Linked DNA regions of Homo sapiens: region 2 is linked to region 1. The links are chromatin loops, found by intact Hi-C in ENCODE. Cell type or tissue: endothelial cell of umbilical vein. All regions are shown on one strand. Each heading gives the region's core, and the rest is flanking DNA. Links, peaks and the distances in the headings are about the cores only. Region 1 overlaps VEZT (vezatin, adherens junctions transmembrane protein). Region 2 overlaps FGD6 (FYVE, RhoGEF and PH domain containing 6).

Evidence for each region. Peaks named below come from ENCODE experiments on the same cell type or tissue, not always from the same donor. Only the 100,000 strongest peaks of a DNase experiment are listed, where the experiment ranks them.
Region 2: a loop joins it to region 1, with 7 times the contacts of the local background. A loop is called at or near these places in 1 of 110 quality-filtered maps.

Annotation. Positions count from the first base shown.
Region 1 is chr12:95,256,331-95,271,924 of GRCh38, forward strand. It overlaps VEZT (vezatin, adherens junctions transmembrane protein), which reads left to right. Exons shown (of 12, transcript NM_017599.4): 3 at 820-909; 4 at 6,576-6,751; 5 at 10,027-10,302; 6 at 13,721-13,858. Among named protein-coding and RNA genes, the nearest start is that of MIR331, 44 kb to the right of the region's middle. In endothelial cell of umbilical vein, for the core only: no CTCF peak of the experiment used is centred there; a DNase peak (open chromatin) is centred at 6,721; H3K27ac peaks cover 2,881 bases.
Region 2 is chr12:95,162,595-95,178,188 of GRCh38, forward strand. It overlaps FGD6 (FYVE, RhoGEF and PH domain containing 6), which reads right to left. Exons shown (of 21, transcript NM_018351.4): 3 at 10,006-10,150. Among named protein-coding and RNA genes, the nearest start is that of FGD6, 47 kb to the right of the region's middle. In endothelial cell of umbilical vein, for the core only: no CTCF peak of the experiment used is centred there; DNase peaks (open chromatin) are centred at 6,337 and 6,967; H3K27ac peaks cover 2,122 bases.

The DNA of each region.
Region 1 (15,594 bases), core at 4,264-8,263:
ATGAGCCACCGTGCCCAACTCGTTCTTCCCTTCTTTGTTAAATTCCTACTCATCCGTTAGGACTGAACTCCAGTGTTAGCTCCTCTCTGACCTCCTCTTTTCCAATACTTTTTCAGACTTTACATTGATTGTAATTCTTTATATTGTCTCTTCTTCTATACTAAGTTCTTGAAAACAATAGTTACATGTATTTATCTTTTTTCCCATGACCCTTTGCAGTACCTGGGATATAGTAATCACTCAATGAATATAAACTGCACTTACTGGCATGCTCAAGGAATGGGCTATTAAGGTAAATTGAATTTTTGGTTGATTCAGTAGTAAAGCTTTTTTATCAATATATGACAGTTTTTCTAAAATGGTCAAAGTATCTTTTTGACTTAGTATTGTGGAATGAAATGGTCTTAATATTTGAGAACTTGTAACCACCCTATGATTTTTCTTTCTGAAATAAATACTATCATCATGTTGACATAGTACATAGTCTCCCCAGGATAAATGGGCTGCTTCAGAATGACTTCTGCCTGCTCTTTAAAAATCGGATTTTCAGGCCTCATTCCAAATGTATTGAATCAGAATCTTTAGTTTGGGGGCCCAAGAATATGTTTCTAACTAAAATCTCCAGGTGATCCTGATATGCAACAAAATTTAGGAACTAATAAGGAGGCTGAGATGTACTGACAAGGTATATAACCTGGACAATTTTTTTCTTCCTTTTCTGATATAAATTCTCATTGATTGGAGGTAAGTACTTTGAAGTTTTTCTGCTGTTTGGGTATGCTTTTAATAATCCTATACAATGTCATTCATTTCCTTCAGCAAGGTATCCTGTTAAAAGTGGCTGAAACCATCAAAAGTTGGATTTTTTTTTCTCAGTGCAATAAGAAAGATGACTTACTTCACAAGTTGGTAAGTGGTCACTTCTTTTTGCCACTTTTCAGGGTTCTAGGTTATTAGTGAAATAATTGGTGAATCAGAATTTGTTTTGCTATCAATTTGGCCAGCAATTGATTTTTACTAGAGATTCTGCAGTAACTCAGGATCTTTTAATTTGGGCTTACTGGTATTGTTTATAGCTTTTAAAGAGGTTATTAGCCACTCAGAATGGAATACTCTGATAGTTATTGAAACGTTATTTGTTAGATTGCTAATTTACTATTGCCCTCTTCCTCCATTGACAGGTATCCCTCTCTATAGGTAAAGGAATATGTCATTAGTGGGATCAATTCAATCTGTTAAATCACAGAATTTCCCAAAGACTCGAAACAGTCAACCTGAAAGGTCTTTGTGATTTTTGTGAGGCTTTGTTTTTTTCTACTCTCTGCTGTAACAGAACTCCAGGGGGGAAATACTTCAACCTTCTGACGTCCTAACAATACAAAATCCAGGGAGTATAGCCTAAAAATTCAAGTTATGTGGTTCTCATGGCTCCCAGAAGGAGTAATGTAGTTACAAGTAAGCAGGTTTCAGGATCTCTGCTGGCCTGTAACCTTAAGAATTATCATTCCTGTAAATTAACATTTGTAAGGAGATTGTTTACAAAGTGCTTTCACATTTTGATTTGGTAATCTAAACAACACTATAAGATTTAGTCTGCTTCAGTAACGAGAAAACCAAGGTTCAGACAATCAGTTTGTTTTAATAACTTACTGAGTGAATTGTCTAAAAATGTTCAGCTAGAAAGTGATAGAGCCAGAATTTGAACCCAGGTCTCTTGGTTCCAAAGCCATGCTCTTTCTGCTATAGCATACGACCTCTCTAGCTCAAGTATTATTATTTTTTGGCTGACTAAAATTACTTTTTTAGCAATCCAAATTGTCAAGTTCTTTGTTCAGGGTTTCATCTTTGTTGAAGGTGTATTGAGAAGGTCAATGAAGTGTCTTATCGTCTACATATAATGCCATTTTTATCCAGGTGGAGCCATCTCATTCTTCAGTGATACTAGGACTGTGGTAAGGTATATGGATCCATATACATTTTTCTGTGATTTAGTCATAGTCTGCCTAGGCCTGGTCTTTTCATTCTTGATTCTGTGTCACTGGCCACATGTTTCATGTGATGTTTCACTATACAGTGCCAGCTTCTGTATGCATCCCTTTTGTGCCTATATTATGGAGAACTATAAGAATACATACCTAAGGATTAGTTTACTAGTAATGGAACAAGAAATTGCCAAGGTGGCTTTTGGCGTGAGATTGCTTGACTTTTTCCCCTTGATTGTGACGTATTTAAAATGTTGTTAGCTATACAGATATTGAAGCAGGCCCTCATTTCTTTTGTAAGAATATTGGCAATTGCTCTGTGATATCTGAACATTTTACTAATGTTCATTTTTATAGTACTTTTCTTAAAAATTAAAAAAATCCTTTATAGCAACCATGATGGGTAGTGGTAATGGCACTTTTTAAGTGCCTTTTAGCTTATAAAGTGCTTTCACACGTGTTATCTTATTTGATCCTTGTATAAAAAGCCCCATGATATCCAAAGTGATTAAGATCTTTGAAGAATACTGACAAATGAATAAGTTCTCTTCTTCATCCCTAAGGAAAAAGAAATCAAAATCTCTTAATTTTTTATCTGTGCCTTCTCATAACCTTTCATTTCATCCATGCAGAAAGGAATTCCTAAGTACTTTCTCATGCCACTTCCCTATTTAGATCCTGGAAAGATCTTTATCAATCAAATCAAGTCCAAATTTGTCACGTCAGCACTAAAGAGTCTGCATAATTTGGCCCTAACCTACCTTTCCAGCTTTGTCCACCAGTATTTGTATCAATGAACCCAGTCTTCATTTTCCTTTATTCCGTACTTATTCTGTATGTCTATGTTTGTGCTCTTATACTGTGATGGAATACTTTCTGTTTTTTTTTTCTTGATCCATTAGAATCTTTTCAATAAGCACTCCTAGCTTTTTCTCAAAGCTTTCCCGAAACTTCAGCCTATTGTGTCTCTTATTTTCTGCATCAACCTAGTAATAATTACTTTGTGTTCTATAAGTTTTTGTATTGTAATATATCCAACGTGTGCTTTTCTTTATTGTTTCAGTTATTGCATAGATAGTGACAACAGTAATAGCTAACATACAGTGCTTACTATGAGCCACTCTTCTTGGTATTTTATAGATACTGACTTATTTAATCCTCATAACAACCCTGTGAAGTAGCTACTGTTATTATCCCACTTTTGCCAAAGAGGAAACTGGCACAGAGAGCTTATTAACATGCTTAAGTTGTGGAGCAAGGATATAAAGCTAGACACTAAGTCCTGGCACTCAGACTTGTTGAAAATGTGCCAAAGTTTACATAGTACACATCCCAGGAGCATAGAGCCTCCAGCCATGCAGGTGATACCTGCTAATATTTAAATCGATCAGAATTAGCACCTTTTCAGTTTCTTCATTTGTTTGAGACCTGGATCTGGGCTTCCCAGTCCAAATAGTACTGTCATGACATGTTTCTTAATTTGCAGGTGTCAGTTTTTCTGGTAGTTTGATTGTTACCTTGTAACACAGTTAACATGTTTTCTGCAGTTCTTATTTTTATAATCAAAGAGTAATATCTAATTTTACATTTTATCCTTAAGAAAGAAACTTAATTCATTAATCTGATTCAATTTAAACCGTTATAATAATCAGTATATAGTTCAAGTTTTTCCTCTACGTGAGGCAATCTAATCACTAAGATAACATTGTTTTAGTTATTTGGAGTGTCTTGGTGCCTTTCAAGTTTATTTGTATTCATAGATGATTGTAGGTTGTTGGTTGATCACTTTTTTTTTTTTTTTTTTTTTTTTTGAGACAGAGTCTCCTTCTATTTTTCAGGCTGCAGTACAGTGGCACCATCTCGGCTCACTGCAACCTCTGCCTCCCAGGCTCAAGCAATTCTTGTGCCTCAGCCTCACAAGTAGCTGGGACTACAGGTGCACGCCACCAAACCTGGCTAATATCTGTATTTTTAGTAGAGATGAGGTTTCACTCTGTTGGCCATGCTGGTCTTGAACTCTTGGCCTCAAGTGATCTGCCCGCCTTAGCCTCCCAAAGTGCTGGGATTACAGGGGTGAACCACAGTGCCCAGTGGGTTTGTCACATTCTTAAATCAGATATTCCTAATGCTATTAATACTTCCTCTAAGCACGTTGGTTTTGGGGAGGTGTTATCCCAGTTTTACACATAAGTCTGATGCCAGGGAATGGTGTTAAAGAAAGTGAGTAACTGATTAAGTAGAATATCTGTGAAGAGAGAGCACTGCCATTGAATATTACTGGCTTTTCCACTCTCTGTCAGCTTTAGCCTTCAACTCGTTAGGCTTCTTCAAACTTACCTTATATAGGTACATAGAAGTCTCATAAAAGGTATGGTCTAAAGCTTTTGTAGCAAAAGTTTGATTTTTAATACTTGCATTGAATATGGCTGTGTCTAATTGGGGAACCAAATAGTAAGATCAATTTCAGAGATTACTCAAAAAGCTACCATGCCCCTGCGCTCCTTTTTTCTCCCCTCTGAACAATAGTATAAAGTGAGTTGTGTTGCTCTGTTTTTATGAAAGTGGGGTGGGATGTCAAATTAAGTGGTTCCTAATGTTAGAATCAGAATTGTGGGAAGAGAGAAGAGGCAGTTGTTCAAATATGAAACATAAAAGTGCTGCAGAGGTACATGCAGAGTGTGTCAGTAGATGGTAAAAAAAAAAAAAAAAGCCATATCAGGCTAAAAGAAAGATCAACATTCCATTGAGAAGATGCTCTCTTTTTGGACTGAAGATAAATAAAATATATCTAAATGCACCTAATATTAAAAATCTTCTTCTCTAAAAGTGGCATATAACCCTGATCAAGAGGTCATGGGCTCAGTTTGATATATGGTTCACCTCATTCTTACTGAAGTCCTCATTATGATCAGCGAGGCCTGGAATGTGTGGTGTGGGGATGATTAAATTAACTAAGAAGAGCAAACCTGTTGCCTTCACACCCTAGACCTAACAGGTTTTACTTTAATTGTTAATGGCCTTGTCCATCATTCTCTTTATTTTGATCATATAGTAGGATCACTCTAGTACTAAATTTGTTTGTTTGGTTTTGGTTTATTTTTTATTTTTATTTTTTTTGAGACGGAATCTTGCTCTGTTGTCCAGGTTGTAGTGCAGTGGCACAATCTCGGCTCACTGCAACCTCCGCCTCCTGGGTTCAAGAGATTCTCCTGCCTCAGCTTCCCAAGTAGCCAGGATTACAGGCATGTGCCACCATGCCCAGCTAATTTTTGTATGTTAGTAGAGATGGGGTTTCACCATATTGGCCAGGCTGGTCTCGAAATCCTGACCTCAGGTGATCCGCCCACCTTGGCCTACCAAAGTGCTGGGACTACAGGCGTGAGCCACTGCACCCGGCCTCTATTTGTTTAAATTTAATACAAAATACAACTTTAAATTTTCTTTTGAGGCAGACTATATGCAGGGAAACACAGCTACCAAACGCTTAGGATTTGAAATCAAAATTCTGGAAAGTTACTTAATCTCTTTGGGCTTTGGTGTTCTCCCCTACATAATGGAGAGGAGGATGATAAGGTACATCACAGGGTTACTGTGAGAATTCACCTATCTGCCCTAACAGTGCTACCTCATCTCTCACCTCTCTACCATGTGCACTCTGTGCACAATCTATTAATAATATCATCTAATATCGACGACTCACACTTCCCCAAATTAGAAAGGCTTTTATCCTGTACCATCCCACTTCTCCAACTCCTTTGTCTGGTCAATTTTTGTTCATCCTTTAAAACTTAGCTCAGGCTTCACCTCTTTTACTTTCTCTGACTTCATTACAGGCTTGGTCCCTCTATGCCATTTTCATAGTACTCTAGGTGTATTTCATCACACTCCTTTGCATGTTATATTGCAACTGTTTACTTTTTGGGTCACTTCATTAAACTACGAACTCTTTAAGAATAGAGACTTGTATATCTTTTTCATTTTGTGTCTTCAGTGTCAAGCCTGATGCCTGGCTTATAGAAGATATTCCTTGATAGATGAATAGAAAGAAGAGAAGGAGAAATAAATGAGCTCGTATATGTGAAGGCATTTTGTAAACTATAAAGTGCTATGCAAATGTTAGTGTGATTTTACATTGCATTCCTTAATAGTGTATTTTTAAATATCTGAATATCCATTTTTAGGAGGCCTTGATCCTGCTAATAAAATTCTTAAATATTGGCTATATTGTTACAGCTTCAGGGACAGCATCTTTTATGTTATAGGATTATATTTTCCATGTCGTGCCCTAGCAATTTAATCAATTAGGCTTAACTAGACAAGTTTGTTAATCTGTAATTACTTTACATCTTGTTATTAAAAATTTATCTTTTACATCTGATGGCTCAATAATGTCTATCTCAACCTTTACTGTTTCACATTTACAGTGAAAATAAAACCCAGCTATCATACTGAAGGTAGATTGGACTGTTGTTTCTTCTTGAAGTATCTTCTGAAAATAAACACCACCAAATTTTATTAGTACATTAGGAGCTTAGCGTTTAATGCAATATTATATATGTGTTAATACCTCTCTTCTGGTATTTTAATGGCAAGGATATTGGATTCCGACTCGACTCATTACATACCATCCTGCAACAGGAAGTCCTGTTACAAGAGGATGTGGAGCTGATTGAGCTACTTGATCCCAGTATCCTGTCTGCAGGGCAATCTCAACAACAGGAAAATGGACACCTTCCAACACTTTGCTCCCTGGCAACCCCTAATATTTGGTACTGTCCAGAAAACACCTATTCTTTGACTGCTTACATACAGAGTATTAGCAGAGGAAACCCATCATTGTGCTCTCCATTGTAAAGGCATAAACATTCCATACATTTAGCAGTACAATTAAAGTAACAATATGGGGGGAAAAAGTGCCTTTCTAAAGTAAATACTATTTAAAGTGAAGCTAGGGAAAAAAATCCAATTTGGTTATTATATACTTCCAACTCATTAAAATTAGTTCTGTGCTCAGCAACCTAGCAAATGGGTATAACAAGTGCCAAAAAGTTACTCTGCCAGGTGCAGTGGCTCATGCCTGTAATCCCAACACTTTGGGAGGCTGAGGTGGTAGGATTGCTTAAGGCCAAGAGTTTGAGACCAGCCTGGGCAACGTAGCAAAATCCCATCTCTACAAAACATGAAAAAATGAGTTCAGGTATGTTGGCATATGTCTGTAGACCTAGCTCCTTGGGAGACTGATATGGGAGGATTGCTTGAGCCCAGCAGTTGCAGAGTGCAGTGAGCCGTGATCACACCACTGCACTCCAGCCTGAGCAACAAAGCGAGACCCTGTCTCTAAGGGGAAAAAAAAAAGAATTTATTTTACCCATACACCTATTCACATGTGTGCATGCAAACCTAACCTTCTTTGTGTTTCTTTATAATTAATAGGTTTTATCGTAACTATATTGTAGAGACACCAAGAATAGGATGGGACATGGAGGTAGGCAGTTGATTCTGGCTGTGTTGGCTGAGAAAAGATCACAGGGAATGTGATTTGATGATTCATTCAGACCATCCTAAAACTTTTCAACCTCTTGAACTATTTGGGTCTAGAGCAGAAGTCCCAAGCAATAATCTGTTAAAAGAAAAAAAAAGAATGTGTAGCAAAAAGCGATTATATATAAAAAATTATTGATGTCTTCTTCCTGTTAAAGTACTTTATTAAATTTGACATAGAAGGGAGGAATGAATCAAGAAGTACACTAAATCACTATTCAAACTGTTCAAGTTATATAGGCAGTTACATTCATTGGCCTCAAGGTTCTGTATTTATGTCTTCCCTGTCACACTGACAAATGCTTCATTCTGCAGTCACTCAGATATGATCATGAAGAAGTAAAGCTTCTTATCCTTCAAAAATACAAGAATTTAAGGAGCTGATAGAAGGAACCATAGGTTTTAAGAATTTACTACTTTACTAACTTTCCTTTACCCACAAATATAATCAAGCAACTATGAGACCTATAAATGATTTTAGAGTTTACTATTAACATACAAAAGTATATGATGAGATTTTGCTTTATGGTATTGCCAGTATTATCTGAAAAGTAAAGGATTCTAAAGGAAATTAGGGCAAATATTTATTTATTTACTTATTTTTTGAGACAGGGTCTCTGTTGCTCAGGCTGGAGTACAGTGGTGTGACCTCAGCTCACTGCAGCCTCAGCCTCCTAGACTCAAGTGATCCTCCTGCCCTAGCCTCCCAAATACCTGGGACTATAGGAGCATGCCACCATACCTGGCTAATTTTTGTATTTTTTTCAGAGACAGGGTTTTGCCATGTTGCCCAGGCTGGTCTTGAATTCCTGAACTCAAGTGATCTGCCTGCCTCAGCCTCCCAAAGTGCTGGGATTACAGGCACGAGCCCCTGCACCTGGCCAGGGCAAATATTTAATAAGAAATTGCATGTGATTTTCTTTGCAATATGATTATTATAACTCTTTCCAAATATTGCTGTTTTTCAGCTATTCTCAGACACATCCCCCTTATACTCCCCTCTTTCTTTTCTTTTCTTTTTTTTTTTTTTTTTTTTTGAGACAAGGTCCTGCTTTGCCACCCAGGCTGGAGTGCAGTGGCATGATCTCGGCTTACTGCAGCCTGCTCAAGTGATCCCTCCGCCTCAGCCTCCGAATAGCAGGGACTACGGATGCATGCAACCACACCCAGCTAATTTTTAAATTTTTTGTAGAGAAGGGGTCCTACTGTGTTGCCCAGTCTGGTCTCGAACTCCTGGGCTCAAGTGGTCCTCCCACCTGTGCCTCTCAAAGTGCTGAGATTACAGGCGTGGGCCACTGTGCCTGGCCCCCTCTTTCTTATATATACACATTTTCACCAAAGCATTCATTGCTTTAAAGATGTATTTTAGTCTGTTAGACTTGCAATTGATATGAATTTTAAAATGTGTACATATTTTTGTTTCAATTAAAGTAGTATAAAAGTACAAACCTTGTCCATATCATGGTCTGTGGTAAGTATGTATATTCCAAATTGATGATGATTATTTAAAATTAGAGGACTTTATTCAAACAATTACTCATCAAGTGTGTATCATTTCTAATTGGAAAAATGTGTACATATTCTTGATCTAGTATGTGTTTCTATGCAAATAAAGTTTGATTTTAGGAAAAGGGATTTATAATATCTCTGAAATAGTATTTTTACTTTTAAATCTATAAAATCGGATTTTAAAATCTCTAATTTGCTTTTTAGGTTAAGGATTCCATATATTTTTTATTTTTTTAAAAGTGGTTTCAGAAGATGCCTATTGTTATATTTATTATCATTTTTATTAATGTCATAAAGAGAAATGTAGCAATTTCTTTGGGGTCACAGAAGAGGGGTTGGCTAAAATTAGAAGTAACTATTTCAAGCTTTTGGCAAAATCTTCACAGAAGACTTGGTGTCAGAGGAAGGTTTGAACGCATAGGATTTTGGTATTAAATATAAGATGACACCAGGCAAAAAGGAAAGAGAAGGAAGAGATGTTCTGGTTTACAATGCTTGGAGTTGAGGGCTGGGATGCTGATCTGACTCAAGACATGTTCTGGGCCAACTTCTGAAGGATTTTGTAGACTGAGCTAATGAAGTTTGATTTTATCCTGCAGGCGATGGGTGGTATTTCTAGCTCCAGATTCTGTATATGTAGGAAATGTAGAGGCCTTTTGTTGGTTCTGCCCAGCATTCAGTCAGCACCTACAGAGAATTTGAGTTTCTTTTGTGAAATCAGCTTTACCTGATTCCAGAAGATACCTGTTTTCTTACTTAAATTTATCAGCTCAGATGTTAATACCTAAGCACTATTGTCTAGTTGCGAGGTATTTTAAAAATCTTTCACATCACCTTCTTAAATGTCATATATTTTTAAGTTATGCTTTACAAAGAAGCTAGCATTTTATTTATTTAGTAAACCTAAATTTAAATTTTGTTTTTACTGATTAAAGTAATTCATCTTTCTTTCTCTAATCTGATGCATATCATTTTCTTCCTTTCTTGTTCCCAGGGATCTCTCAATGCTATTTGCCTTCATTAGCTTGCTCGTTATGCTTCCCACTTGGTGGATTGTGTCTTCCTGGCTGGTATGGGGAGTGATTCTATTTGTGTATCTGGTCATAAGAGCTTTGAGATTATGGAGGACAGCCAAACTACAAGTGACCCTAAAAAAATACAGCGTTCATTTGGAAGATATGGCCACAAACAGCCGAGCTTTTACTAACCTCGTGAGAAAAGCTTTACGTCTCATTCAAGAAACCGAAGTGATTTCCAGAGGATTTACACTGTGAGTTCATTTTTTATTTTATTTCTTAAATGATTATTTTCTATTCCATAAAGGAGAATATTTATTACCTATTTTCATTTCTATGTTGCATTTATAGGAAAAAAAAGTGCTTTTCTCTTTAGTACTTACTAAAGTCAATTAACTGCTAAGTGAAGGAATAAATACATTATGTGCTAGATTTAATATGTAGTATGATTCTGCCTATCTGCTTTGAGGAACTAAAGTACTTTGGAGATCATGATTATTTCTGTATGTTACCATGTGATTATATGAGATAATATATAGAGAGTGTCTGATACTGAACCTAACGTGCAGTAGTTACCCAGTAAATGCTTGCTCCCATTACTCCCTTTCAAATGCCTTCTTTATGATAGACGTATCTGCTATAAATGCATTTTGAAAACTCTTGACATGTACTAATAACTGTTCAGGTAAATATTAGCAGATATTATAGCACTGATACTCTCAGAATATCATGCAAATAGTGATGTTTTCCATTCTTACAGGAAATTAAATATTCACCAGTCTAGCTGTAAGTATATTAAGCTGTAGGATATATTGACTACTTAATCTATTATTAAAGGGAAAGTTACATTTATTGAGCACCAACTATATTCCATATACTATGCTAGTCACTTTTGCATACAACTAAAGGCATAGAATTATAAATGGTAAATATTCATATCCATTCCATCTGATTCTAAACCCGGCTTGCAGTACACTGGACACCTGCCAAACACTAACAGATGACAGTTGTGTGCTAGTATATTTAATAATTTATATAACCTATATAACTTTTGCAATCTATAGGTGGGGGAAAGTAAGCATATGGTGAAGAACATTCATAGCTCTTAATTAGTCGTATCTAGAAAATCATGAAAAGAGGGAGTGAAGAACCTCTGGTAGCCATCGCATCCTTCACTCTGTTCTGCTCTAGAACATTACACAATCTTGAGATAAACACTGTTTCTAAAAAATCATGGAATAGAGAAATGGAAGAATCCCAGTAGTTATCTTGTTCTTTACTCTCTTGTGTTCTACACACAATCCCAAGACATAAGATGGATTTTATAATTTCTCTTTCTTCTCAATCAAAGTATAAAAGTCAGCCAGGCACAATGGCTCACACCCGTAATCCCAGCACTTTGGGAGGTCGAGGCATGAGGATCACTTGAGCCCAGGAGTTCAAGACTAGCCTAGGCAATCTAGCAAAACCCCATCTCTACAAATAATAAAAAATTAGCCAGACGTGGTGGCACACACCTGTAGTCCCAGCTACTCGGGAGGCTGAGGTGTGAGGATTGCTTAAACCCCAGGAGGTTGAGGCTGTAGTGAGCCAAGATTGTGCCACTGCACTCCAGTTTGGGCAACAGAACTGGAGACAACAGATTCTGTCTAGGTTGGGCAACAGACTTGGTCTCAAAAAAAAAAGTATAAAAGTTCTTAGCATCTGTTGATTTTTGTCGTTGCATTAGTTGAAGTCTACTTCTTATTGACTTAAAGGATAGCACGTTTTTAAGTTGTTTAAGTGTCAAATTTTAAAAGTTTAAAAAAATCATGCTTAAAATAAGTAATATTTCCGGCCGGGCACGGTGGCCCACACCTGTAATCCCAGCACTTTGGGAGGCCGAGGCGGGCGGATCACGAGGTCAGGAGATCGTAGCTATCCTGGCTAACACGGTGAAACCCCGTCTCTACTAAAAATACAAAAAGAAATTAGCCGGGCGTGGTGGCGGGTGCCTGTAGACCCAGCTACCCGGGAGGCTGAGGCAGGAGAATGGCATGAACCCGGGAGGCAGAGCTTGCAGTGAGCCGAGATCGCGCTACTGCACTCCAGCCTGGACGACAGAGCGAGACTCCGTTTCAAAAACAAAAAAAAAGTAATAGTTCCTTTTTATTTTATTGAGAGGACTTACTGGTTGAACAAAGTGGCTTTGTTCAACTAATGGTTAGGCGTGTATAGAGGATTCTGTGCCTTGTGTCATTTTCCAACTTTATCTGTCCCCATGGAATTTGCACGAAGAGGTAAAGTGGGCCAGTTAGACATGATTTACCTTCCAGATTATGACTTCTACCCATTCAGATGACAGACGAAGAGAAGTATTGGAAGAAATTGTGCTTCCTTTGTCTCTATCTAACTGGATAATGGGTTGAAAAATGAATAATAAGTCTTGAATCATAATTTTTTAGACATTTTCAAAATTAGACAGTTTTTAAAACTGATTTAGTAAAATGGAGCACAAGCAGTAGTGCCATATATTGAAATCATGAATGCTGTTTTGTTTCTGACTCAAATTGTCCTCTCTCACAAATAATTGAAACCTTTTTTGCCTTCATTCCCTTGTCTTAACATAAGCCTGTCAGTCATCATCCTCTGCTTTTTATAGATTTTTTAAAATTTGGTTTTTATAGATTTTTAATACCTGAATACATTTTAGTATGGTTTAACATTTTTAAAGTTTTGAGTTAGGTGTGTTGTTTTATAGCTTTGTGTTATAGTATAAGCAATTTACAAATGCCAATATTTTGTTTTACTGTTGGGAAAGATTACTGGTTAGGTGAAAAAATTTATCTGATAACCAGGTATTTACTCATATATACTGTAAGTTATGAAATGTAATACATTGTATGTCATTGTTACAAATTAGGTACTCCCCATTAATCTTATGGGAAGTGCCATGAAATGTGCTTCCTCTTGAACAGCTTTGAGAGTAGCTATGCTACTATGCAGTAACCCTTACTTTGCCTTTCTACTTGTATTCCCCTGTTGGCCACTGGTCCTGTTATCTTTCCACGTCCCCTACTTCATTTTGAGTAGGTAAGTGCCAGTGGCAGCAGGTGGGTAAGTAATTTTACCCTACTTTTATGAATGTACAGAATGTATTTCTATACAGTATTTTTTCTGTACAAGTGACCAAAATATGATCAGTGAACATATGTGATGAACGTATGTAAATGTATATTAAGAATTTAAAAGTGTTTATAATTAAGGTCTTCATACTTCCTATGGATATAGGTTTTGAAAACTGAATATAAAGTAGCTCTTCTCTAATATATGTTAGCAAGCATAGTGTCTATGTAAAAAAGATGTGGATTCTTAATAAATATTTCTACATTTCTGTTATATCTCAGCCAGAATCCATTGTTTCCCCACATCAGAGGAAGCCTTTGCTCTTTGAGATGTTAATTTTTTGTCTTTTTTTTAGTGGTTGTCTATATATACATATATATATATATCTAGTCACAGAAATGACTATTTTATGAGACCTGAGTTGACATATGTATAATCATTTTCTAGTGAAGATCATGAAAGAGGAATTTGTTTTCTACATTTAATAGAATTGTGGATTTAGGAAACAAAAACTTTAGGACACCTGTACAGTTGTATCACATTTTACTTTTCAAGTTTGCTTGACAGGGTCAGTGCTGCTTGCCCATTTAATAAAGCTGGACAGCATCCAAGTCAGCATCTCATCGGTCTTCGGAAAGCTGTCTACCGAACTCTAAGAGCCAACTTCCAAGCAGCAAGGCTAGCTACCCTATATATGCTGAAAAAATATCCTTTTCTGTTTATATATGAAACTAAGCAATGTTTCTGGAGTCCTGAATATAGATATTATAGTTGTATCCTGTGAAAGTTTACTGTAAAGTGAGATTGCCTATTTTGAAGCTAATTTCCATCATCAATTCTATGTTAAAACTGGAAATGCATTCCTGGGGGAATGACAATAACAGACAGGAAGAAAGTTCTGTTCTTCTGTGACTGCTTTTTAAACAAGGAAAAAACTTGAAGTCTCTTCCTTTACTCATCCAAAGAATGAAGTCGAAAGAGTCTGGCTTTGCTAGGTCTGACATTTTAAACAAATTTCTCAACATGGCAGATTTGCATCATGGCATGTTAATAAACTGGCAACTGGAAATCCTTCCCTTTTCAAAAAAACAGGTTCTAGGAGCAGAATGGCTAAGTTCAAACACTGGCTGTATCAGTTACTTCCTAAGTGACTTTAAGCAAGTTTCTTAACCTCTCTATACCTTGCTTTAGTCGTGTTTAAAATGGCAATAATAACATCATCTTCCTTATTGGATTTTTGTTAGGATCAAATGAGTTAATCCATGTAAAGTGATCAGACATCATCTAGCATACAGTAAGCACCCAAAGACTGCATGACAATAAGTCTGTCACTTAAATTTATTAAAATAGGAAATTAGTTCTATTAGCCAGAAAATAAAGGCATATAAGAGCTTTATTTTAGTAAAGACATATAGATAAGTTAAATCCTGACTAAGTAGAAGGTAAAAAGACAACTTTGCCACTTCAGAATGCTGGGTATTGTAGCACTGATAAATATAATACTTAAAGTTTACAGGGTGCTTTATGTTCTATCATATCCTTATACAAACCTTTGTAGCTAGATTTTCTTGTCTCCATTTTATGAGAAAACTGAAATAGAGGTTAAGTGACTTGTGCAGTATCATACAACTACTAATGGATGAAGTTGTGTCTTGACTGTAGGACTTATGACTTGAAACCATTTTTCTCTCTCTTTCTCTCTCTTTCTATATATATATGGAAATTTCACATATATATGAAATGGAGAGAAAGCATTTTAATTTTTATTAAGAACTTTTCCATTTTATTCCCCATTGCCTAAATGCCGGTCTGCTATATGTCAGCCATTCTTCCAGGTGCTAGGAAAACTGAGTAAAAATATGTACTACCTACTTCTAAAGACTTTTGAATGTGATCAATAGAGAAATCAGTATTCATAATATTATATAAGTGCCGTGGGTGCCTTCCAACATAGCAGGGCAACATACTTGGTTTATGGAGTCAGAGAATGCTTTCAGGGAGGTGACATCTAAGTTGAGCTTCAGAGAATGAATAGAAGTTGGCCATGAGGATAAGAGTCTGCATTCCAGATAGAAGGAAGCAAAAACATATGGAAAGAAATAGAGATATGACAGTGTGGCATGTGAACTGTTGGTCATTCAGTGAATATTTATGGAGCACAGACTGCCAGGCAATATGCTAATCACTAGACGTACAGTGGTAAACATAATAGACATGATCCCTGCCTTATGGAGCTTGTAGTTCAGTGTAGGGTAGGGAGTGAGAGGGTTAGCCTATCAAAGACTACAGACTGTATGAGTTCTTTGTGCCAGTCATTTTTCTAGAAACTGGGGACCTGGCAGTGAACAAGATAGACAAGATCCTTATTCTCGTGGAGCTTACCTTCTAGTAGATGAAATAATCAATAAAATATGGGCTTGGTGCAGTGGCTCATGCCAGTA
Region 2 (15,594 bases), core at 4,548-8,547, 93 kb before region 1:
ACATACAAATAACTACATATAAGCACAACTATGAAAAGTGCTGCCACCTTGAAGAAGAGAAAGACCATAATCAGGCAGAGGTGTGTCAATCAGGAAAGGCTTCACAAAGAATAAAGCATTTGATGACTCCAAATCACCGTTTAAACACAATCCATCAGCTACTCCTATACTAGCTACTGTAGATACCAACTCATTAATGCCAGAAACCTGGACTCTTCTTTTTTGTCCCCATAGTCACCTTTTATTATTACAACTGAGTCAAGTCCTATCAATGTGTCCCGAAGATTTAAAGCTTAAATGATCCTTTCCTCTCCTTTGATGTTGCCTCCTTACCTCTTGCCCTCACTATTACAGCAACCTAAAAGGTTTCCTTGGCTCTGTGTTTACCCCACTGCAACCCCTTCTGTACACTGCCACTAGAATATTTCTAAAATGCAAATATAACCAGGTTAGTTCTCAGGCTAAATGTTAGCAGCTCCCTATCACAGATGGATAACAAAGATTCAAGTTTCTTTCGCCAAGGGTATTAGGCATTTCTCAACATGTCCACTCACCTTCACCAGGCTTCTCCCTCCTCCTCCACACTGTGTACTCTCTAACCCACCACGCTGCAACTCCAGCCATGCTCTCCCCTTCTGTGTCTGTCCCTTTGCGCATATACCTTTCCTTTTGCCTTGACTTGCTTCCCCAGCACTTCTCCTTCTCCCTGAAGATTTCTGCCTTTCATATTCCAAACGTCCTTTAAGACAACACTCCAACTTTTTTTTTATGATGGCTCCCTTGACATTCTTTCCCTCCTACTATCAAAGGACAAGATAATTTTCTTATTCATGTAATATTTATAGGACTTAACCCAGTAGACTGTGTTTACTTGCTGAAATGTCTGAATTCCCTCTAGTCTCCGATCTAATTCACCCTGTATCCTTCTGCACATAGCACGCTGCTTGGTCCACTGTGCAATTAATATTTACGAATAAGCAAATGTGTATAAGGATGGCTGCCACCTTCTCAGAATCTGAGACAGAGCATATTGCTTTTGAAGATGTGTTGCATAACACAAAAATGCAAACTCGAATGAACTAAAAGCTTTAATCACATAAAAGAGTAGGAGGTTGGACTAAATGATTAAGGTCTTTTCCAATTCTAAGGTTCTAGGAGTCTATATATTCCATTGTCCATTTTACCTTCTAAACCAGGAAAGCTACAGAGCTAAATAAAGAGGTATAAAAATTATTAGAAATAAGTCAATGGATTATAATCATCTTCAAAGTGGACAGAAAGTCAAATATAAATTAAAAAAAAATTAAAAGCTCTATATTATCTCCAACTTGTAAGAACAATGACTGATTGTGACCCAAGTCAAACAGCGATGGAAAAACACACACCCCATGGCATCTCAACTTTTCAGCTAATGAAAATCCTCACTTAAATTACATTGCATTTCAAAGCAGTTCCCTGTTAAATAACAGCGTCTCCCAAAAGTACACTGTTGTGGAAGTTGAAACATGAGCCACAAATGAAATAACTTTGTCAAGGTCATAAAATAAGTCAAACAAATTCCAAAACAGAACCTTTGATCTGAAATCTAGTTTTATGTTCCAATCTCTTGACGCTAGCCCAGCTTTGTAAATTCTTTTTTTTTTTTTCCTTCCTTTTTTTTTTTTTGAGACGGAGTCTCGCTCTGTCACCCAGGCTGGAGTGCAGTGGCACGATCTCGGCTCACGGCAAGCTCCGCCTCCCTGGTTCACGCCATTCTCCTGCCTCAGCAGCTTTGTAAATTCTTAATTGTGTTCTTATCATATGTGTTCACTACAAGTGACATTCAGTGAAATTTATCCATTCCTTTTTTTTTTGAGACAGAGTCTTGCTCTATCACCCAGGCTGGACTGCAGTGGCGGGAATCTCAGCTCACTGCAACCTCCACCTCCCGGGTTCAAGCAATTCTCCTGCTTCAGTCTCCCGAGCAGCTGGGACTACAGGTACACACTGCTGTGCCTAGCTAATTTTTGTATTTTTAGTAGAGATGGAGTTTCACCATGTTGGCCAGGCTGGTCTCGAACTTCTGACCTCAAGTGATCCACCCACCTGGACCTCCCATAGTGCTGGGATTACAGGCAGGAGGCACCATGCCCAGCCTATCCATTACTTTTTAATAGAATTATTAAAAGGCCTCTTCTATCCTACTCTAGAGTTCTAATAAAAAACAAAAAATGTTAACATCCAGACTGCCTGAGAAACATCTCTTTATCATTAAGTTATTTCAAAAATGAGGTGACATCATGATTAATCTCTAAACAATGCTCTCTTAGGTTTTCGCCCTTTCTTTATGAAAGTATGTATCATATGAGCTACTTTACAAAGATTTTTTAAAAAAACAAGGAAATCAATATATAAGAAAGATGAAGACGATGAATATTCTAACCACAAACAAGTAGAATAAATACATCTTACTTTTTAAACAAGCATTTAAGCCCTGAAAGGAAAGACCAAAAACTATAAAAATAAAAATTTAGAAAAGGGAACAGGACAGATCAGCATGGCTAGGTATTTCACCTCAACATGTTTCATTGACATCATTCAGCTTCCATGGCTGTACCAAGTTGTTAGTAGAGACAGATTGGGTTAAAAACCCCAACTTGGGGTTCCAAGGCAAGTTACTTAACTTGTATAAGACTCCTTTTCTTCATGCAACATGAAGAAAAACAGTACCTATGTCAGATGTGTATCAATTTTCTTTTTTTCTTTTTTTTTTTTTTGAGACAGTGTTTCACTCTTGTAGCCCAGGCTGGAGAGCAATGGTGCGATCTCGGCTCACTGCAACCTCCGCCTCCTGGGTTCAAGGGATTCTACTACCTCAGCCTCCTGAGTAGCTGGGATTACAGGCATGCACCACCACGCCTGGCTAATTTTTTTTATTTTTAGTAGAGACAGGTTGGTTTCTCCATGGTGGTCAGGCTGGTCTCGAACTCCCGACCTCAGGTGATCCGCCAGCCTCAGCCTCCCAAAGTGCTAAGATTACAGGCATGAGCCACCGCGCCCGGCCAATTTTGTTTTTTCCTAAGTGAGATGAGGCCTCCCTGTTGCCCAGGCTGGAATGCTGTGGCATGACCTCCACTCACTGCAACCTCCATTTCCTAGGTTCAAGTGATCCTTCCACTTTAGCCTCCTGAGTAGCTGGGACTACAGGCATGAACCACCATACCTGGCTAATTTTTTGTGTCTGTTTTTTTTTTGTAGGCATGGGGTTTTGCCATGTTGTCCAGATTGGTCTCGAACTCCTGGGCTCAAGAGATCTGTCCACCTCAGCCTCCCAAAGTCCTGAGATTACAGGTGTGAGCCACCATGCCTGGCTTGTTTTTTCTTTTTCTGTTTTTTTTTTTTTTTTCAATAGGGTCTTGCTCTGTTGCTCAGGCTGGAGTGCAGACTGGAGTGCAGTGGCCTGAATATAGCTCACTGTAGCTTCAACTTCCCAGGGGCTTGCCCCACCACACCTGGCTAATCTTGTTTATTTTTTGTAGAGACAAGGTCTCACTATGTTGCCCAGCCTGGTCTCAAGCTATCCTCCTTCCTTGGCCTCCCAAAGTGCTAGGATTATAGGCATGAGCCACCATACCCAGCCTGATATCACCGACTTTTCCTGAGTTGCTAGAAAGCCAAATTTGTGGCCCATCCTCAGCTAATGAATAGGACTACATGATATACATTACTCTGTACAAATCTTCCATTAGCACTATTGTTTTTCCTTCAGCAAGGTTTATTTTATAACAGCTTTGTTGAGATATAATTCATATACTACAAAATAGGTTTTTACCCTTTTAAAGCATACAATTCAGGCCAGGTGCAGTGGCCCATGCCTATAATCCCAACACTTTGGGAGGCCAAGGCAGGAGGATTGCTTGAAGCCAGGAGTTGGATGCCAGCCTGGGCAACATGGCAAGACCATGTCTTTAAAAAAAAAAATTAGCCGGGCATGGTTGTGTATACCTGTAATCCTAGCTACTAAGGAGGAAGGGACGAGAGATCACTTGAGTCAAGGAGGTTGAAGCTGCAGTGAGCCATGATCTCACTACTGCACTCCAGCCTGGGTGACAGAGCGAGACCCCATCTCAAAAAAAATAAATAAATAAATAAAAAGAAACTCCATGCCCATTATCAGTCATTCCTCATTCCTATTTTATGGCTGAATAGTATTCCATTGTAGGAATATAAAGCATTTAGTTTATCCACTCATCATTTGATTAGTATTTGGGTTCTTTCTACTTTTTTTTTTTTTTTTTTTTGAGTCAGAGTCTCACTCTGTTGGCCAGGATGGAGTACAGTGGCATGACCTTGGCTTGCTGCAACCTCTACCTCCCGGGTTCAAGCAATTCTCCTGCCTCAGCCTCCCAAGTAGCTGGAATTACAGATGTGCACCACCACACCTGGCTAATTTATGTACTTTTAGTAGAGACGGGATTTCACCATGTTGGTCAAGCTGCTCCCGAACTCCTGACCTAGTGATCTGCCCACCTTGGCCTCGCAAAGTGCTGGGATTACAGGCATGAGCCACTGCACCTGGCCCTTTCTACTTTTTTGACTATTATGAATAATGCTGTTATGAACATTCCTCTACAAGTTTTTGTGTGGACATATGCTTTCATATCTCTTGGGTGGATACCTAAGAGTAGCATTGCTAGGTCATATGGTAACTCTACATTTAAACTTTTCAGAGCTGCCAGACTGTTTTCCAAAGTGGCTGCACCATTTTAGATCCTATAAGGACTCCCATTTCTCCACATCCTGACTAGCAGTTGTTACTGTACATCTTCTTGATTATGGCTACCCTAGTGGGTGTGCAGTGGTACCTCACTGAAGCATTGCTTTGTATTTCTTTAACGGCTTATGATGTTGAACACCTTTTTACATCTTTATTGGCCACTGTATATCTTCTTTAGTCTATTCAGATTCTTAAGCCTGGGTGATTGATCTTTTTACTGTTTGAGGTTTTTTTTTTTTTTTGAGATGGAGTCTAGCTCTGTCACCCAGGTTGGACTGCAATGGTGTGATCTCGGCTCACTGCAACCTCCGCAACCCGGGTTCAAGCAATTCTCCTGCCTCAGCCTCCTGAGTAGCTAGGATTACAGGCATGCACCAACACACAGGGCTAATTTTTGTATTTTTAGTAGAGATGGGATTTCACCATGTTGGCCAGACTGGTATCGAACTCCTGACCTCAAGTGATCTGCCCGCCTCGACCTCCCAAAGTGCTGGGATTACAGGTGTGAGCCCCCGCGCCCAGCCAAACCACCGCACTGGGCCTGAGTTGTTACATTTAGGTCTATAATCCATTTTGAGTTAGTTTTTGTGTATGTTGAAAGGAAGGGGGTCCAATGTCATCCTTTTGCAGGTGGATATCCAGTGATTCCAGCACCATTTATATGTTGACAACCTGATTTCTTTAAAAAAAACATTTTGACTTTTTGTATTACACACATTTTTTTTAAGTCACCTGAAGTCAATTGTGAAGTGATACTCGTGTAAATAAACTGACTTTAAAAAATTACTCGACCAAGGTCATACAGTTAGTAAGTGACAAATCTAAGACTAAAACCCAGGTCTTAGGATGCCAAATTTCAAGTTTTCCCATTAAACAAAATACTACCTTACATGTAAATAAGTTTCATATTTACTCATCAAAGATAAGAAAAGCCAAGCCAGAAACAATATATTTATTGGTAAGATTACAGAAAGCTTGATTTGAGATGTTTAAGATTTGGCTTGCTTATTTTCATAAAAATCGTTAATAGCAGCCAGGCGCGGTGGATCACGCCTGTAATCCCGGCACTTTGGGAGGCCAATGTGGGCAGATAACCTGAGGTCAGGAGTTTGAGACCAGCGTGACCAACATGGAGAAACTCCGTCTCTACTAAAAATACAAAATCAGCTGGGTGTAGTGGCGCATGCCTGTAATCCCAGCTACTCAGGAGGCTCAGGCAAGAGAATCACTTGAACCCTGGAAGCAGAGGTTGCAGTGAGCCGAGATCACACCACTGCACTCCAGCCTGGGAGACAAGAGTGAAACTTCATCTTAAAAAAAAAAAAAATCAATAATAGGTAAAAATCTACTAAGCATTCACTTTGTGTTAAGCTCTGTTCTAAACAGTGTATAATCACTTAATAATCACAACAATCTTAGAAAATAAAGTCAAGTGTCCACTTTTTTTCCTCTTCTTTTTACAGATGGGGAAACTAAGGCAAAGTAAAATTAAGTAAGTTGTTCAAGATCACAGAGCTAGTAAGTGGTGGGAACCCAGGCAATCTGACTCCAAAGACCGTGTTCTAACAACTATGAAAGCAAATTACTTAAGAGAAGGGCATTCACCAGGCTGTGGCCAGATGGATTAACAAGTGTCTGGAAAGAAAGAGACTATTCTATTAGTGCTATTGTTGTCTCAGATGAAGAGACAGAAAGAGAAAATTCATTAGCGTGGCTGAGAATTCTAAAGGAGGGAAATTATTAGTACTAGTGGCATCAGGTAAAAAATGTTCAATGTCCATAATTAGGGGTGGAGGGTATTGGGAATATTTAATGGGTACAAAAACACAGTTAGATAGAATGAACAAAATCTAGTATTTGATAGCACAACAGAGTTATTACAGTCAACAATTTATTGTATATTTTAAAATAAGAGTATAATGGGAATGTCTGTAACACAATCACATAAAGGCTTGGTAAATGCTTGAGATGATGAAAAAAATAAATGTACTCTGTTGCACTAAAAACAATGTCCATGATTAACTAAAGAAATAGTCCTTTAAAAAAAAAAAGGATAAAAATTTAACAGGGCTACTGCAATATAGCACAACTAATAACATAAAACAGTAATATAAATACAGGAAGGGAAAGGAAAGGCAGGCACAAACGCAGAGGAAGGAACCCTGGGAGTCTCCACTGCCCACAGAATGAGTGAGTCAACCAGGCGGTGTTATCACAGGATGTGTTGGAAACAGACATAACACTGCTGGGTTAAAGATTAATCCTTCCTTTATACGATGTATCAGTGAGATCCCTGATAGAATGTGGAAACCAATTTTGGTCAGTGCTCCAAGAAGTATGGAAAGAAATGGGAAAAGATTCACGCAAAACAAACAACTAGACCAAAACAATAGAAAAGAGTGTCTGCTAGGAAAAGAAAAAACTTGGGAGTTGCTTTTCAAAGAGAGTCAGGATTGATTTAATTATGGCCCTCAAGAAGACAATTTGAGGCCAGGCGTGGTGGCTCACACCTGTAATCCCAGCACTTTGGGAGGCTGAGGCGGGTGGATCACCTGAGGTCAGTAGTTTAAGACCAGCCTGGCCAACATGGTGAAACTCCTTCTCTATTAAAAATACAAAAATTAGCCAGGTATGGTGGTGGGTGCCCATAATCCCAGCTACTCGGGAGGCTGAGGCAGGAGAATCGCTTGAACCTGGAAGGTGGAGGTTGCAGTGAGCCGAGATAGTGCCACTGCACTCCAGCCTGGGAGACAGAGCAAGACTCCGTCTCAAAAAAAAAGAAGACAATTTGAATGTTCTTCCTCAAATTCTTCACAGGCTTTGGTTCTTTCCAGTCATTTAAATCCCAGGCAAATATCATTTTCTAAGAGGCTTTTTCCCAAAGTACCTTCCTGGGTTTGTAGCACATCACTCTGATTTGTTTCCTTCATAGCTTGTAACACTCTGAAGTTCTTCCTGATTATGATTAAGCACAGTAGGTTCCTCTTATCCTGTTAGAACATAGGCTAGGCCGGGCAGGGTGGCTCATGCCTGTAGTGTTAGCACTTTGGGAGGCCCGAGGTGTGTGGATTACCTGAGGTCAGGAGTTCGAGACCAGCCTGGCCAACATAGTGAAACCCCGTCTCTACTAAAAATACAAAAATTAGCTGGGTATGGTGATGGGTGCCTGTAATTCCAGCTCCTCAGGAGGCTGAGGCAGGAGGATCACTTGAACCCGGGAGGCAGAGGTTGCAGTGAGCCGAGATCGCGCCATTGTACTCCAGCCTGGGCAACAAGAGCGAAACTCCTTCTCAAAAGAAAAGAACGTTGGCTACATAGAAGCTTAGAACCTGAGTACTGCTTATCTCTAGTAAATACCAGTGGTACCTGGAACATAGTGCAAATTCTATAAACATTTGTAGAATCTATGTCCATGAAGCTGCAACATGGAAAACGAGCTTTCAAATTAAAGCAAGACAGACACCAGTAAGACACAAAAGGAATTACTTGATAGTCAAAGTAAAATCTATACATTGCTGAGTGCTGTGGGTCTTTAAGAAGAGAGTCACTCATCTGTCTTAGGGGTTTTACAAATTCACTAGCCTAAGTAATTTATAGTGGTTATTCCCAACACCATGATTTAATACTTCACAGCATAGAAATGAAGTCTGGCTAGTTATAAATAAATGATCACTGAGCTATTATGTGCCGATCAATATTCTAATGCTTTCCATGTATCAGATTATTTAATCTTCACAATTCTATGAGTACTATTCTTTTTTTTATCTATAAAATGGTACTCTTTAGTCCCAAAAGGTTAAATAATTGGCCCAAAGTTGACCAGATCATAGCTGGTGGATCTGGGACTTAAATTCAGACTGCTGCACGTGGGCCATTCATTTAAGCCTGAAGATAAATTTAAACAGGGCAAAAATATTAAACAGGAAGAACAATAGATTGATAAAATTATGGCACAGGAATTAGGCGAAATTATGGCACATGAATTTTCTCCATGGCTTGCTATGCTATGTGGATCTTTTCAAATTCCATATTGCTGTAACATTCCTGGGGATATTGTTGATGTACTAACTTTTTCCCTTTAATAATGTCTCTTAAAAAATGTGGTTTCAAATGAAAGAGATAAATATATTCATGCCAAACTAGAGAGACATTATAATGAACCCCTGCATCATGCATCTTTTTTGAGACGGAGTCTCACTCTGTCACCCAGGCTGGAGTGCAGTGGCGTGATCTCGGCTCACTGCAAGCTCCGCCTCCCGGGTTCACGCCATTCTCCCGCCTCAGCCTCCTGAGTGGCTGGGACTACAGGTGCCCACCACCATGGTCGGCTAATTTTTTGTATTTTTAGTAGAGATGGGGTTTCACTGCATTAGCCAGGATGGTCTTGATCTCCTGACCTCATGATCCACCCCCCTCGGTCTCCCAAAGTGCTGGGATTATAGGTGTGAACCACCGTGCCCAGCCCTCATGCATCTTAAACAACTCTGAACACATAGACAATCTTCATGTATGCTGTGCTCCCCCCAAACTCATACACACACTGGATTATTTCAAAGCAAATGATGATGTACTATTAACAGCCATCTTTATTCTTTCCCAAAATAATTTGAGTCTAAAATGCATATAATTTCTTTATTTCAAAAAAATCTACAAAAAATTGGTAGCAGTACAGGGAACAATTCTAAGGGGGGGGGGGTTGTTATCAAAAAGCAAGCCATTGGACATTAGGAAAAAGAATTTCTTTGCCTGGCACCATGGCTCACGCCTGTAATCCCAGCACTTTGGGAGGCTGAGGCGGGTGGATCACTTGAGGTCAGGAGTTTGAGGCCAGCCTGGCCAACATAGTGAAACCCCGTCTCTACTAAAAACACAAAAATTAGCCAGGCGTGGTGGCAGGTGTCTGTAATGCCAGGCACTTGGGATGCTGAGGCAGGAGGATGGCTTGAACCCGGGAGGTAAAGGTTGCAGTGAGCTGAGATGGCGCCATTGCACTCCAGCCTGGGCAACAGAGCAAGACTCTGTCTCAAAATAATAATTTCTCAAAAATCACTAAGTAATCTCTAAGTGATACATACTTGGTAACATGAGAATATTTTAGGTGCCACATTATAGCAGGAATTAAATTTAAATTTTGAAAGTGTTTTATAAGTTTTAAGAAAACTCACAAGGGTTTCTGTGCCTATTATGCAGACAAATATCATTCCCAAGCATAGGGAGAGGTCAAGAAGCAATTAAGTACCAAAGTATACCTGTTTATCTTCCAGTGGGTCAGGCTCTCCTTTACTTGACTCAGAGCTGACATCATCTTCATCAGAACTGTTGATGATTTCCTCCTCATCAGAGGGAAGGTCACCAAGACCAAGATCATTCTGTTCCTCCTGGGATGCTCCTGAACTGCATTCAACAGAAAGCAGGTATTAGTCACCTTCAATAATAAGAAGTGCTAGCAAAACAAAAACCAAATCAACATCTTATCTTCATAATGCAAACAAGATATATCTAAGGGATGTGGAAGAATGAAAAGACCCAGATCAGCCAACTTTCCCTTCCTTCACCCTGTCTCAGCTGCCAAAAACTCAAATTAATTTTTTGAATTTTTAATGTTAAGAAGGTGGGTGGGAAGCAAGTTTCCCAGCTGCTCCCATCCTATGCTTCTATATATCCCTCCCAAAGAAGATCAGGTCTCTACTCCTAGAATAAACTAAGAAGCTTTACAGAAAGTGAGCTGGTTTACCATAAAAGGCTGCCAGGTATACCAGAAGAATTGCTGTTTCCTTGGGCCTTGGTGTTTAAAACAACAACAAAAAACAAGTAACAAATCTATGAGGACTCGGGGGTAATAATGGTGACGACAATCAACAGTGCAGGTGCAACTGTGAACATGTACCCTGCTCTATGGTTATCACTGTTCTGTTCACAAGACATGGGGAGGAAGAGGAAATGTTACAAATTCTCAGATTATGCTCAAGACCTGCTGCATTAGAACTACGAGGGGCCCAGGGCCCAGCAATTTGCCCAGCAATTACAACTACCTGGGGCACAGGGCCTAGCAAATAATAAGTAAGCTTGTTTAATGCTTTCCAGGTGATTCTGATACAAGCTGAACTTGGAAAACCACAGAGCCAGGCCATTTACCAATTCCTCCTTGCCAGCCTGATATCATCAAGGTTCCTCCGTTTGTTTTAATATAGATCTCATGAATCTAAAAGCCACTGTTGCAATCCAATCTGTGGGGGGAATTCCATAGGAAAGTTCCCTAAGAAGAGATGAAAATAATTCCTTCTAGCATTGGCTGGAAAGATTCAGGAGCCAATTGCCTGTAGCAACTGCTTTTCTGTCGTAAGTCTACAAGAATATCTGCAGAATAGAAGAGTATAGGTGGGGTCAGTAAAAGATCCACAATCATCAGGAAAAACACTCAAGCAGAATAAGGAGACAGTTGCATTCCACTCTGGCAGGCTCTTTCAGCAGGTCACAGGCAGGTCACTCAACAGCCAAGGTTACAAGTTACGAGAATCTCTAATGGGAATCTTAAAAGCTAAAGATAAATTTTCTGCCAGTTCCTGATTACACATGGTAGGATACAGACTTGCCTCAGAAGCCATTCCTGGAGCCCAACTGTTACACAAACCAGCTGGCTGGAGGCACAGTGCCAAAAGGAACACCTCTCACTGCTAAAGACGGGGTTTTCCATTACTCAATGGCTGGGGCCTCTGGGAGTCATATCATAGCCTCGTAAGGTGGGTGCATACTTTATCACAGCTCCCCAAGACATGCAGGAGACTCACTCCCCGGGGGTAAGTGGTGGATAGAGGATAGCAACTTTCTGGTTAGATCACTGGCAGGATTCACTGTCTCTGGGTGCAGGGATAAGAGCCAACCCCGCCGGATAGTTAATTGTTGACTGAGATTAGCGAGAGCAAATGAGAGTTAACAGGGTGGACAGACTATAGGATCCAACCATATAGCTAGAAGAAAAGGTACCCCACCACTTGTTTTTATCGTAATTCCTTATCTCTTTATATCTTCTAAAACCCTGTTAACACAACACATGTTCAATTTCCAATCGGCAGCAGCATCACCTGGAAGCTCCTCAGAAAACACACGCTCAGGCCACCCACAACCCACCGAATCAGGATCCGTGCTGTAACAAAATCCCAGTCTATGTGTGAGAAGCTCTGCTCTAAAAGGCTTTTTGATCCAGCCCATCTGGGTACTGTTTTAGACTCCTAAGTATAATAGATTCAGATAGTTAGTAATAGGGCTGTGGCACCTATGAAGAAATTAGGTTTATTTGGCCAGGCGCGGTGGCTCACGCCTGTAATCCCAGCACTTTGGGAAGCTGAGGCGGGTGGATCACGAGGTCAGGAGATCGAGACCATCCTGGCTAACACGGTGAAACCCCGTCTCTACTAAAAATACAAAATATTAGCCAGGCATGGTGGAGGGCGCCTGTAGTCCCAGCTACTCGGGAGGCTGAGGCAGAGAATGGCGTGAACCCGGGAGGCGGAGCTTGCAGTGAGCCGAGGCTGCACCACTGCACTCCAGCCTGGGCGACAGAGTGAGACTCCATCTCCAAAAAAAAAAAAAAAAAAAAGAAATTAGGTTTATTTTGTCTGAAGAGAGGGGTGAAAGGTGTTTCTTGGTCAAACATCATTTGGAAGGCTATTATTAAGAATATAGTAACTAGGTGTTGCCACATCCATTAGGGATACAAGAGGGATTAAAGTACAAAGTGAACATCTGAAAACAAGAAAAAAGCTTTAAATATTAAAACTACATGAATCAAAACACAATGCCATGAAACAAGGAGAGATTTTGGTGTCTCTTCTGAATCCTTTAACTATCTCACTAAACTGCACTTGGTGGTAGACTTGTTTCCCTCATTAAAATGTAAATTTCCAAAGACAAGGAAATTGAAATTGTGTTTTCCAGCTGAATCCTCACCATACAGCCCAACACACAAGAGACCCTCAAGAATTTTTCACCAAATAAATGAAAATGATATCAGAAAGCAACAGGTGTTGAATTTTAATGGTGCAGGTGGCCTGAACCAGGGTGGCTACATCAGGAATTGAGAGAAAGGGATGGATGTAAGAGGAAGAAAAATCAGGGCCGGGTATGGTGGCTCACACCTGTAATCCCAGCACTTTGGGAGGCCAAAGTGGGTGGATGGCTTGAGCCCAGGAGTTTGAGACAAGCCTGGCCAACAGAGCTAAACCTGTCTCTACTAAAAATACAAAATTTAGCCGGGTGCAGTGGCATGTGCCTGTAATCCCAGCTACTAGAGAGACTGAGGCAGAAGAATCACTGGAACTCAAGAGGCAGAGGTTGCAGTACTCAGGAGGCTGAGGTAGGAGAATCGCTTGAACCAGGGAGGTGGAGGTTGCAGTGAGCCAAGACTATGTCACTGCACTCCAGCCTGGGTAACAGAGTGAGACTCTGTCTCAAAAAAAAAAAAAAAAAAAAGAAAAAAAAAAAGAAAAATCACCAGGACTTAGGGTAAAGGGGTGAGGAGGAAAAACTTATGGAAGACATCAAGGTGTCAAGTCCAAGTCACAAGCAGAATGAGGGTGACATGAACTGAAACAAATGTTAAAACAAGGGAGCAGATTTTAAAGGAAAGATAATGGTTTAGCAGCAAAATCTAGGATCCACATTTTACATGTTCATTTCTAAAACAATTACTCTATTTTCCCAAACAACTGTTGTCAGCTTCTGAATCTACCTAGATAATTTTAGATTTCTATTTTTATTTTTTTGAAAAAATAGACAAGGGTCTTGCTGTGTTGCCCAGGCTGATCTCAAACTCCCAGGCTCAAGCAATCCTCCCACCTCAGTCTTGCCAAAGTGCTGGGATTACAGGCATGAGCCACCATATGCAGCCAATTTTAGATTTCTGATAATGAAACAAGGACTCCTTACTAATGCCAATTGTATAGTTTGGAGTTCTGTTTATTTCCTTCCCACTGTCCGAATGATAACATCCTAAGACTGTCTGCTTTGTGGGGTAAAGGAACAGGACATAGGGCTTCCTCCACGTCTTTCTGCCTAGTTAGTTCATAATTTGATATCTGAAGTAAAAGGAAAGTAAGCTCCAACAGCAACCAGAACAAAGAGTGGGCTCTACTTCCCCAAGCACCCTAAGTCAGATTTGCTTCTGCAAGAAGCCACAGTTTCTAGAAAATCAGTTTGTTTCCAGTGCACTGGAATTAAGACAAACAAGTAAAGCCAGACTTAAATTCCTACTGATGGGTAACTGTTTCCTTCAATTCCACATGCTAACATCTACACATCTGAAGTGAAGACTACATGATGCCATCACTTTTTAAAAGTTATTTTTTTCTATATGCTAGTTTCTATATATTTACAGCACACCTCCACTGGAAGTATATCAAATTTTTCTTTCAGGTAATAAGTCACAACTAAAGTGAAGTCCTTCTCTTTTAGAAGGAATTATCTTTTAAAATTTTAATTTATTTTATTATTATTTTTTGAGATGGAGTCTCACTCTGTCACCCAGGCTGGAGTGCAGTGGTGTGATCTCAGCTCACTGCAACCTCGCCTCCCTAGTTCAAGCGATTCTCCCATCTCAGCCTCCTGAGTAGCTGAGACTATAGGTGTACGCCACCATGCCCAGCTAATTTTTGTATTTTTAGTAGAGACGGGGTTTCACCATGTTGGCCAGGCTGGTCTTGAACTCCTGGCCTCAGGTGATCTGCCTGCCTCAGCCTCCCAAAATGCTGGGATTACAGGCATGAGCCACCATGCCCAGTGGAATTATCTTTTTTAAAAATACTAAATCCATTTCCTCTAAGAGTTTTTAGGAACAGAAAACCTGTACAATGATAAGCCAGCATAGCAACTGCCAGGTTCACCAAAAAACATCCTTCTGAGCCCCTACTAAATTAAAAATTCCAGCAAGGAGAAGGGATAAGGGATCGGATGGCCGAGAGAAGGAAAGGAAAAGCTGAGTTAAGAATGGCTTCTCTGTTGTTGACAAATTCCAGCTATCTTTTTCTTCTTTTGCCTGTGGTTTTATTCTGAGCCCCTTTACCAAGGAATGTTTCATGTAATTCCTCCCAAGCTTGAAGAAAGAAGTTCTTTCCAATTCCCTCACCTTCAGAAGTTTCTTTCTTATTTCCAAGTCACCACATGTAAATCTCAACTTCTGTGGTCTTTCTCTTCCTCTTCTTTCTACTCCTGGCCCAAACTGAACAGAAACCTGCTTGTCCTCAGGATGTTGTGATAATTTTTTTTCAAATGCTGTCTCATTATGACTTGGTGATTATGTGTTTCCTTTGGCACATTTCATATTTATCACAGAATGAGGGGAAAAAAACTACCATTATGGGCTTTAAATTAGCAAAATAAATTTCAAGTTATTTAGTAGTTATTATAGCACACTAACTATAAAATTGGTATACAATTTTCACCAAAAAATTATTTCTATTTTGTTTTACCAGGAAACATTTCCTTCTGTTACTTCAGTTCCCTTATAGGACTGCAGATTCCACTGTCACAGTAAAACCATGAATCAAATCAATTTTAAACAACAATTTATTTATTTATTTATTTATTTATTTATTTATTGGTACAGACAGGGTCTCTCCCTACATTGCCCAGGCTGCTCTTGAACTCCTGGCCTCAAATGAACCTCCTGCCTTGGCCTCCCAAAGTGCTGGGATGACAGCATGAGCCACCGTGCCTAAAAAAAACTATTTAAAAAATCCTTCTTACTCTCCTTTTCAGGTCTTCTCAATTACACAGCAATTCTAGAATTTTCTCCATCCCTTACTCAAGTAATGTTCTTGAGGTCTACCACCAAAATGAGTTTG